2 separate regions of the Homo sapiens genome follow, and region 2 is linked to region 1. The links are chromatin loops, found by intact Hi-C in ENCODE. Cell type or tissue: IMR-90. All regions are shown on one strand. Links, peaks and the distances in the headings refer to the core of each region. The heading gives the core; the rest is flanking DNA. Region 1 overlaps GJD2-DT (GJD2 divergent transcript). Region 2 overlaps AQR (aquarius intron-binding spliceosomal factor).

What was found. Peaks named below come from ENCODE experiments on the same cell type or tissue, not always from the same donor. Only the 100,000 strongest peaks of a DNase experiment are listed, where the experiment ranks them.
Region 2: it touches region 1 in a loop (9-fold over the local background); 3 of 110 quality-filtered maps call a loop at or near these places.

Annotation. Positions count from the first base shown.
Region 1 is chr15:34,808,233-34,813,622 of GRCh38, reverse strand. GJD2-DT (GJD2 divergent transcript) reads right to left here. Exons shown (of 3, transcript NR_120329.1): 3 at 700-3,127. Among named protein-coding and RNA genes, the nearest start is that of ACTC1, 15 kb to the right of the region's middle. In IMR-90, for the core only: no CTCF peak of the experiment used is centred there; DNase peaks (open chromatin) are centred at 1,022 and 3,012; H3K27ac peaks cover 1,713 bases.
Region 2 is chr15:34,884,816-34,890,205 of GRCh38, reverse strand. AQR (aquarius intron-binding spliceosomal factor) reads left to right here. Exons shown (of 35, transcript NM_014691.3): 25 at 3,545-3,680. Among named protein-coding and RNA genes, the nearest start is that of AQR, 82 kb to the left of the region's middle. In IMR-90, for the core only: no CTCF peak of the experiment used is centred there; no DNase peak of the experiment used is centred there; H3K27ac peaks cover 153 bases.

The DNA of each region.
Region 1 (5,390 bases), core at 178-5,177:
TCAGAGGAATTCCTCAAATAGGAATGGTTTCCTGTAAAACTTCACAGTGTCCTATCTCTGTTGAGTCTGAAAATAAATAAATAAATAAATAAATAAATATATAACTGACTTTACTGTGTCAGTAAATTCTACATTTAAAAAGTCTTAATTACTCAGCTGTTTAAACTGAGGAAGTACAACAGGAAGGTCAGAGATACAGCTATAATTTAATTTTATCTCTAAAATGAAATTGTTTGCTTATTTTATTTGTCCAGTTGGGTTCTTGAGCCACTGTAGCAGTACAAGCCACAGACAAAACCCCTCAGACACCGAGATAGGGAAGGGAGTGGCTTTAATCAGCTGGGAGCATCGGCAGGCTAGTGTCTTAAAATCCGAGCTCGTCAGATGCTGAACTTCTGTCCCTTTTAAGGGCTCACAACTCTAAGGGGGTCCGCATGAGACAGTCGTGATCGATTGAGCAAGCCAGGGGGTATGTGACAGGGGCTGCAAGCACCAGTGGTCCGAGTGAAACAGAACAGAACAGGAGGTTTCACAGTGTCCTTCCATACAATGTCTGGAATCTATAGATAACATCAGTTGCTAGATCAGGGGTCTAATTTTAACTACCAGGCTTAGGTCAGGCAGGCCCAGGCCTGGTTTCGGGTCTGGTTCCTAGGCACCAGGCTACCTGCCTTTAGTTTTGCTTTTCTTTCCTTTTCTGAGTATAAAACAATATAAAACAATATGAGAGGGTCTCTCTCTTCCCTCACCACCACATATCATAATGATTTTGATTTTAAGCCAGATTATTATTTTATTTGCCTACTTACGAAAGCTTAAAGGATAGGTTTTATTTTCTCAAACTGTAGACAATTCTACTTGAGCTACTCAAAATAGTGTATTCTAAATTCATAAAAAATAACATTGAGAAAAACACTAGATCAGTCTGAGAAATACGAAAAGAATGATTACTAAATATGTTTAATTTATAGGCATGTGACTCAGACTACAGCTGGGAAACCAGCTCTCCTTGGGAACTTATTTAAAATCTCAGATTCTGTAGCTCTGCCCCCAAGAGATTGTGGTTCCAAAGATTTGAGGTAGGGAGTTTCCAAATGATTTCTTTGTAGGTAATCTCAAGACACACTTGGAGAAACACTGGTTTAGAGAACTGAGTTTAGATTTAATTATAGCAATTCCTCATATCTACTGTGTTCTATTTGTGTTTCATGAAAACAATGAACTGGAGTTTTAAGAATTTCATTACATTTAATTCTTAATATAATCACTATCCATAGTAGCTCATATTTGTTGCACTAGTATAGTATAATAGTGAAGTATATGGGCTTTGGATTCAGATTGCCTGGGTTCAGATTCTAAGCCAATCCTAACTACCTGTGTGACTAAGGCAAGTTACTTAACCCAACTTCCCAGCTTCCTCATCTGTGAAACAGGAGAAATAATACTTCACAGGGTTAGCTGGGGATTAAATTATTATAATGTATGTAGTGTGTTTATCAGTGATAAAAGCACTTTTAAAATATTAAGTATTTGCTAGGCATGGTGGCTCACGCCTGTAATCCCAGCACTTTGGGAGGCTGAGGTGGGTGGATCACTTGAGGCCAGGAGTTGGAGACCAGCCTGGCCAACATAGTGAAAACCCATCTCTACTAAAAGTACAAAAATTAGCTGGGCATGGTGGTGCACACCTGTAATCCCATCTACTCAGGAGTCTGAGGCACAAGAATCGCTTGAACCTGGAAGGTGGAGGTTGCAGTGAGTGGAGATTGCATCACTGCACTCCAGCCTCAAAACAAAACAAAAAAAATATTGCGACCAACTTGTGAGTAGCTGCCATAATGTTCTTGTTTTACTCATGGGGAAATTAGGTCTAGAAAGTTTGAGTAAATTATTCAAGTTCATGTAGCTGGAATGCAGCAGAGGCAGCATGAGGCTCAGGCTGTTAATAAGCCTATGTGTTGGGTCCTGCTCTATACTGTTTCCATGATCCAAATGTCCCCAGCACCCACCCCACATGGTGGGTACAAATGTCATCTCAATAAATACTTAACCCAAGTCAGTACCATTCAGAATGTGTTCCACAGACCTTCAGCATCAGCATCATCTGGGAGCTTCACAGAAATACAGATTCTCATGCCTCACTCCAGACCTACAGAATCAGAAACTCTAGGGATGGAATCAGTAATTTACTGCTTACCAAGCCCTCCAAGTGACTCCGATGTAAGTTTAAGTTGGAGAGCCCTAGGCTTAGATCAATGGTTCTCAACGTTGACTGAACATTAGAATTTCCTGGGAAACTAAAAACTTCCCAAAATGCTCAAATGCACCCAGACCAATTAAATCAGAATTGTTAGAGCTAAGATCCAGGAATCAGTTCCCAAGTGATTCCAATGTGTGCGAGATTCAGAAGAACTACCCTATATTCTTTTGCCTGATAACCCCTCTCTGTGAAACTGAGTGGCATTGGTCCCCTCCCCATCTCTCACATAATTTCCTCCTTGTTCCACAGCTCCGGGATTCCCTAGGGGTATCTCTCAGATGCTGAGGGTAAATTGTGGACTATGACTCCAGCCTCCACTGCCATGTCCCGTCCACTCTGGCCATCACTGGCACAGCCTTTGCACTTATTCCTGGCTGCCAGCATTCAGGCCCACAGATGCCTTCTCCTGGTGCTGAGTCATTCACTGCTCAGTTGCAGATCTGAACCAGGGCAGGAAGTTTAACTCCCTATCCTCTAAGTCCTGCTTTCTCTGAATGCTCCCAGAAGAGGCCCTAGGCCAGGAGAGTTTAGTGGGACAGCTCTGTTTGTTTACAAGATAGGCCTTTGTTTCAAGATGTTCACAAACACTCTTGAAGTAGCTCATCTGGGATGTTTTAGATGCTATTAGTTAGAAGTGTCACTCTCCTCCAGTCTTCAGCTCCTGTGGCCAGTCTGTTCATTGTGCCAGATTCCACTTGAAGTAGCTGTAAATTCTCCTTCTGGGGATCTTCCATTACGCCACAGTTTTCCGATAGTCATCAGCCCCTGATTCATCAAACATGCTTGCATACATTGGAATCTCCTCAGCTTCAATGGCACCTGGCACCACATGCCAGACGTATTACTGGACCAGCCAATGTGCTTTCTCTAAATATAGAGAATAGGATACATTTAGCACTGCTATTTAAATTTCATAAACTATGATCACCTAAGTATAAAAAATTCATTCAGAATCGACTTGATTGAGAAACTGAAATTACTAGATTTTTCACACACTTTATATTTAATCGCCAAAACTTTTATATTTTGAGATAATTGCAGGTTCACATGCAGTTATAATAAAACAATCCAGAGAGCCCATATACCCTTCATCTTGTTTTCTCCAGTGGTAACATCTGGTCTGACTAGAGTACCATATTACAACTAGGAAATTGACATTGATACAACGCGTCAAGTGTATTCAGATAGCACCAGTTTTATATGGACTCAGTTGTGTGTCTGTGTGTGTTTGTGTGCGTATTTAGTAATAAGCAATTTCATCACACACATAGATGCATATGGTCACTACAATTCAGTACAGTTCCGACACAAGGATCCCTCACACCACCCATTTACAGCCACAACTACTTCCTTTCCTTTCCATTTCCTGAAGCCCTGGCTATCATTAATCTGTAATTTTGTCATCTTGAGCATACGATACAAATGAAGTCATACAGTGTGTTGTTTGTACGCTTTTCTTAGTGCTTGCTCTAGGTATTACAATATACAAAGATATCATCATTGTCGAGTCTACTGGTAACGGCATTTTGCCACATCCGGTAGAGTACAGAGACCTTCTTCCATTTAGATCTCTTTACCCTCCCAGGTTCTTAAAGATGATTGTTGTAAGTATTGGCTCTACCAAGATTAGGACCATGTCAGATGCATGTTATAATTTTTGCCTTAACCATCAAATGTGATTTAAGAAACTCATGAGAAAGACAATTTATTATATTTACCCCTATTTCTTTTACCAATTCCAATATTCTTTCCTTTTTGAAGTGTTAAGCCTTCTGCTATTTCCTTTAGCCATTTTTCTAAATAATAGATTTGCTACCAACGAGTTTTCTTACCTTTTGTTCATCTAAGAATGTCTTTATTTCCCCTTCATTCCTGTCAGACATTTTTGCCAGAAACAGAATTTGAGGTTTACAGTTCTGTTCTTTCAGTGCTTGAAAAATGTGCCACTTTATTCTGGCCTCTATGGTTTCAGAAGAGAAATCTGTCCTCATTTGCATTGGTGTTTTCCTATAAGTAACGTATTGTTTCTCTCTGGCTGCTTTCAAGATTTTTCTTTGCCTTTCGTTTTCAGACTTTTAAGGATGATAAGTTTTAATGTGGATTTCTTTGGAATTATTCTATTTGAGATTCTTTAAGCTTCTTAAATCTCTATATTTCTGTCTTTCACCAAATGCAGGAATTTTTCAACCATTATTCCTTTGAATACCTTTTTCAGTCCCACTTTCTCTCTCCTGAGGATCCGATGGTACAAATGTTAGCTCTTTTGTTATTGTCTCACAGGTCCCTGAGACTCTGTTTATGGTTTTTGTTCGTTTGTTTGTTTTTGTTTTTTGAGACAGGGTCTTGCTCTGTCACTCAGACTGTAGTGCAGTGGTATGATCTTGGCTCACTGCAACCTCTGCCTCCCAGGCTCAAGCAATCCTCCCACCTCAGCCTCCCAAATAGCTGGGACTACAGGCATGTGTGACCACACCTGGCTAATTTCTTGTATTTTTTATAGAGATGGGTTTCCACATGTTTCCCAGGCTGGTCTTAAACTCCTGAGCTCAAGCAATCCACCCACCTCTACCTCCCAAAATGTTGGAACTGCAGGCGTGAGCCACCTCACCTGGCCTCTGAGACTGTTTTTATTTTTTTCAGTCTACACTTTTCTCTGTTAATCTGGAGTAAAATCTGTTGACCTGTCCTCAAGTTCACTGATTCTATCCTCTGTCATCTCCACTGTATTATTGAGCCCATCCATTAAGTATTTTATTTAGCTTATTGTATTTTTCACTTCTATAATTTCCATTTGGTTCTTTTTTATAACTTCTATTTCTTTGCTGAGATTTTCTCAGTATTTTTCGCATTTGTTTCAAGAGAATTTGTGATTGCTTATTGAAGTATTTTTATGATGGTTGCTTTAAAATTCTTGTCAGATAATTCCAGCATCTAATTCATCTTGTTGTTGGTATCTGTCAATTGTCTTTTCTCATTCATGTTGCGATTTTCAATTGTATCCTGACAGTTTTTATATTATATTCTGGATCATATTTAATCTTCTTTTATTAGCAGGCAGCCCCCTGTTGAGATATTGAAGACTAGGTAGATGTGTATGTTTAGCTTCCTGACACCATCCTGGCAAAAAGGG
Region 2 (5,390 bases), core at 226-5,225, 77 kb before region 1:
TGGGAGTGAGTAACAGTGTAAAAAAGGATTTTTTATTTTCTTTTCATTTCTTTTATTAAAGAAGAAGAAAGCAATGAATACTGAAACTTAATTCTGAAAGGTTCTAACTTAACTTACTAAGACTATATGTTGAGCTAGAAATATGGTCATGATGTCCCTCAGTTCCAGTTGTGTATGGTTATGCCATTTTGTCTTCAAATATACAATTATGTTAATGAAGAGAATGATCTTGTTAATCTTTTTAACAGATTGCCTTTTGCTTTCTATTTATTGAGGTAATTTTTCATGCTGCCAGTTCAAAACTGTACAACTTTAAATGATTCCTTTTTCACATCTTATTCAGGAATTTAATTTGCATATATTTTAGGTGCCAATTAGGAGGTTGATTTATTTATTGAAATAGAAATTACGGGAGGCTGACGCAGGAGAATCGCTGTAACCCGGGAGGCAGAGGTTGCAGTGAGCCAAGATTGCGCCATTGCATTCCAGCCTGGCGACAGAGCAAGACTCTGTCTCAAAAAAAAAAGAATGCAAATTAGTGATTAATGATAATATAAGCTTTGGGGTTATAAGTATAACTTCAGATGCTTCTTGCCAGTTTGGCTGGACTTTGTTTGATATCACATACTGTAAATTGACTAAAACTTTACAAGTCGGATTTCTTCTGCCATTAGTATTTTAATTTTTTTCATTCAAAGTTGCTTTATAATGTCTCATTTTATTTATATTTAAATCCATTTTTAAAGCCCAATTTTAGATAATAAGCACAATTAACAGCTGGACATATTTAATGTAGCCTTTGGCTATTAAACATGATATTTGATGAATTGATCATAGACATTAAAAGAGTTTTAAATTATTATGTGCATCTATTTTGAGTTCTTGTATTATAGAGCTTACCAAACACTTAGCTTCTAAAAAGTCACTATGTTGCAGAGGGGCAAAGAACAACATGCCATAAGTTATTTAGGGCTCTATATTCTTAATTTCAGATTAGCCAGTAATACTTTTGAATTCATCCCATAGGTATTTCCTCATTTTAAAGCCAACTTACAAAGGTAGGTTAGACTCTAAAATCTAATAATTCAGAATTCAGTGAACATGAAGGTGCTAATAGAATATTTGACTATAATTACAATTATATTGAAGTCGAATTTATGGTTTTTAAAGAATATTAGAATAGGGGTAGAATTTTTACAATGATTTCAGGTACCACCAAATTTGTTAGAAAAAATGTACTTTTAAATTCTGACACATAACCTAGATATTGTTAGTTTGCATATTTGATTGGACATATTCTTTTTCTCTTACAATTAAAAAGAAAAATTATGACTATTGTTTCACAATAAAAGTAGCATCACTTTCTCTGAAGAAAAAAATTGTAAAATCTGGTGAAGTTGTAGAGAAGGAGTGGTTATCCATAATTACACTATCCTAAAACAACTTTTTGCTAGTCTTTTTCTGTAATGCTGTTATTTGTAATTTTTATGTTGCTTTTTTTGTTTTTTTGAGACAGAGTTTCACTTTGTTGCCCAGGCTGGAGTGCAGTGGCACCGTCTCAGCTCACTGCAACCTCCGCTTCCTGGGTTCAAGCAATTCTCCTGCCTCAGTCTCGTGAGTAGCTGGGATTACAGGTACCCACCACCAAGCCTGGCTGATTTTTTTTGTATTTTAGTAGAGACGGGGTTTCACCATGTTGCCCAGGCTGGTCTTGAACTCCTGAGCTCAGGCAATCCATCTTGGCCTCCCAAAGTGCTAGGATTACAGGCGTGTGCCACCGCGCCCAGCCTTATGTTGCTTTTTAAAAATAATTCTTTATCTTTTAAGTGTAATAATGTACTAATTGAGCAGATAGTAGAGTTTAATTGTACTGTATATTGCTTTTATTTATTTATTTATTTATTTATTGGGACAGAGTCTCACTCTGTCACCCAGGCTGGAGTGTAGTGGTATGATCTCGGTTCACTGTAAACTCTGTCTCCTGGGTTCAAGGGATTCTCATGCCTCAGCCTCCTGAGTAGCTGGGATTACAGGCGCCCACCACCACACCTGGCTAATGTTTGTATTTTTAGTAGAGACGGGGTTTTGCCATGTTGGCCAGGCTAGTCTTGAACTCCTGACCTCAAGTGATCTGCCTGCCTCGGCCTCCCAAAGTGCTGGGATTACAGGCGTGAGCCACCGTGCCCGGCCTGTTGCTTTTTAAGTTTAACATTACTTCACAAAAATTTTGGCATTTTATTAACAGAGTCTGTAAGCATTCCTGATTTTTTTCTCATTAACGAAGTGTTCATTGTAGATAAAAGTTTATAGATAAGCAAGCAGAAAAAAGTTATCTGCCATATGTTTATATCCTTCCAAGTTGAAAAATTCTTCAAGCATAGATCATGTTTTAGATCTCTTTTTTGTTCTTAATCATCCCTTGCTACCTCAAATGTGAATCTCTGAACTACAGACAGCTAGGAACATGACTTCTTCTTTTGTTGAGTCTTTAAACATGGGAACAACAGTGATTGATTAAATTATTTTAGTCTTATTTTAAGCATTAAAGGGTTATGGGAGACCCTTTGTTGTTGTGGTGTTGTGAAAAGAATGTGCATAGAATTTGGGATCTAATTCTGGTTCCACTACTTTCTTCCCTAACTGTGTGTTTTCGGACAAGGTACTCTCCAAACTTCAGTTTTCTTACTGATTCAGCAAACATTAAGAACCTGCTAGGTTTGGGTGCCAAGTTATGTATTGGGATATGTAGATGACAGAGATAATCAAAAACATTTAAAAATTACTTTTCAAAGCCTTTAGATCTAATCTACTTTTATGTAGTGTAAAACAGTGCTGTTTGAAGCAGCCAGTTTGTGAACTTACATGTTCTTGGTCTGTGATGAAATGAACTAGCACCAGAATGCACTGTCCTGCTTTCTTCTTTGTGAAAGTGTCTTGCTGTGAAAAGAAAGATTGAGAGCTGAACTAAATGGTGTATTTGGTGATGTAGTTGACTTTCCCTCCTCCTAGACCAGTAACACCCTTGCAGATCAATACTGTTCCATGGAGTATACTCTAAGTAGCTTTTTCTTTTTTTTTTTTGAGACGGAGTCTTGCTTTGTCGCCCAGGCTGGAGTGCAGTGGCGCCATCTCTGCTCACTGCAAGCTCCGCCTCCCAGGTTCACGCCATTCTCTTGCCTCGGCCTCCCAAGTAGCTGGGACTACAGGTGCCCGCCACCATGCCCGGCTAATTTTTTTGTATTTTTAGTAGAGACAGGGTTTCACCATGTTAGCCATGATGGTCTCGATCTCCTAACCTCATGATCTGTCCGCCTCAGCCTCCCCGAAGTGTTGGGATTACAGGCGTGAACCACCGTGACCCACCTACTTTAAGTAGCTTTTGTGTAAAGTAACCCAAGAACTACCACCAATAGTTAAATAGAAGCCATATCTTCTAGTTTTTTTTCCTCTTCTTTGCTATTATGATTTTCTTGAATTTTGCTGATTGTTTCCTTCAAAGTCTCTTTATTACAGTTTTGTCATTTTGCCTAATTGAAATGTCTAGGTATGGAAGAGTTAATTATGTTCTGGCTCGAAGAATAGAACTTTTAGAAGAAGTCAAACGATTGCAAAAGAGTCTAGGGGTTCCAGGAGATGCCTCATATACCTGTGAAACTGCAGGCTATTTCTTCTTATACCAGGTAAGATATTAAGGGTTTTTGAATCATACTTCATCATAATATGAACCCCAGTTGGAAGCTGGAATGAGTTCTTGTGATCCTTCATGAAAGCTTATTTTTTTGAGTAGATTAGAATGTATGGTATTGCAAGTGCTATATTTATGAATGTTAAGTGTATTTTGTATTATCTTCAGTTTTCTTTTCTAAATAACTTTGCTTGATGACTCATTCTGTGAAAGACCAATGTTGCTACTTTTTACATTTTTTTCTTTCTATTGGCAAAGTTCTAGTCACTCTTTTTTCTTTTTTTACTGTAGAAATACAACTAAATAAATATTCTAGCTAGCCAGTGGCAACAAAGTACAGTTAACTTTTATTGTATACATTAATCAACTAATGAAGGAAAACATTCTTCCTTCAAATTTCCAGAAATAAATTATGTCTTACAACTAATTGCACAGTGGGTCTTGAAGTTAAAGGCTTCTGACTTCAACATAAAGATGTACTTTTACTTTTGTTAGGGTAAATTTTGGAAGTGTGAAAACCAATGAGAAATAGCCAAATAAAGTGAATAAAACTAAACTTTAATAGTCAGTTGGATTATTAATAATTTTAAATGGACTAGGACATAATTGGCTAATGAAGATTTTTGTATAACTTCATTTGTTCTCTTTGTTCTAATGCCAATTGTATATTTTAGATATAAATTATAATATTGTAAGCTCATTGTAAGTGGATATCACAAACCAATTAAGTCCATTCAAAATGAGCAGCTTTCATGGTTTCTTGTGAAGCAGGGAAAATACATAATATAGTCTACATTAGATTCAAGACTGTTTAGGACTTGCATAAAGGAGTAAAGATCAGCTTAAATGCTTTTTTGACACAAAATTACTTGGCTTTCAGTGAAAATAATGTTTAAAAGTGGGAAAAATAACCTATAAATTAAGAAGGTTTATGTAATAAATTTGGGAAGAATGAACTTGAGGCTTCACAGTGTAAATTGGCAGTTTTCAACATTTAAGAATCATATCAGGAAAGTTGTTTACGAGTTAAATTCCCTAGCCCTTGTTCCTATAGCTTCTCATTCAATAGAGGTGGAATCCAGGAATCCACATTTTTATTTAGCTCCTCAGATATTTTGCATAAGGACTACACTTTTGAGAAACACTGAGATAGTAACAGAAAAAGACCTGGGAGAGTTACAGAAATTGAGGTTACATAGTAACTGGCTGGTAGACGCATAGCTAACATTATACAAAGTAATTGAACTATAATCACAAAAGTCATAAGATAAGCTTTCAAATACACACTCAGCTTAACCAGACGTTCTTTATAAATGTTCTAAAAAACTGACAGAGGGTTGACAAGTGCCAAATTGATTAAAAAGCTGCTAAAGCTGAACTTACCATATATGGAGAGAAACAGAGATGAAAAAAATGAGCAATTTCTTTGTCCAGAGAGCTTTCTTTCCTTTACATTTCTTTTAAGCGTTAATAATAAACTCTCTTGAGTTACGTGGAGAATCTGAACTGTCGGAGTTAGAGTTCTATGAGATGATGTTAAGGCTCTTTCCAGTTTGTAGAAATTTGTTATTAAAGAGCCTTTTTTTCTCCAAAGACAAGGTTACTTTTATAACAGAAGAGCAATCTGTCAGTTACAGGAATGAAGAATAGTTATATTGGATCAAAGATTGAATTTCTTTTTTTTTCTTTTTCACCTAGCAGATCT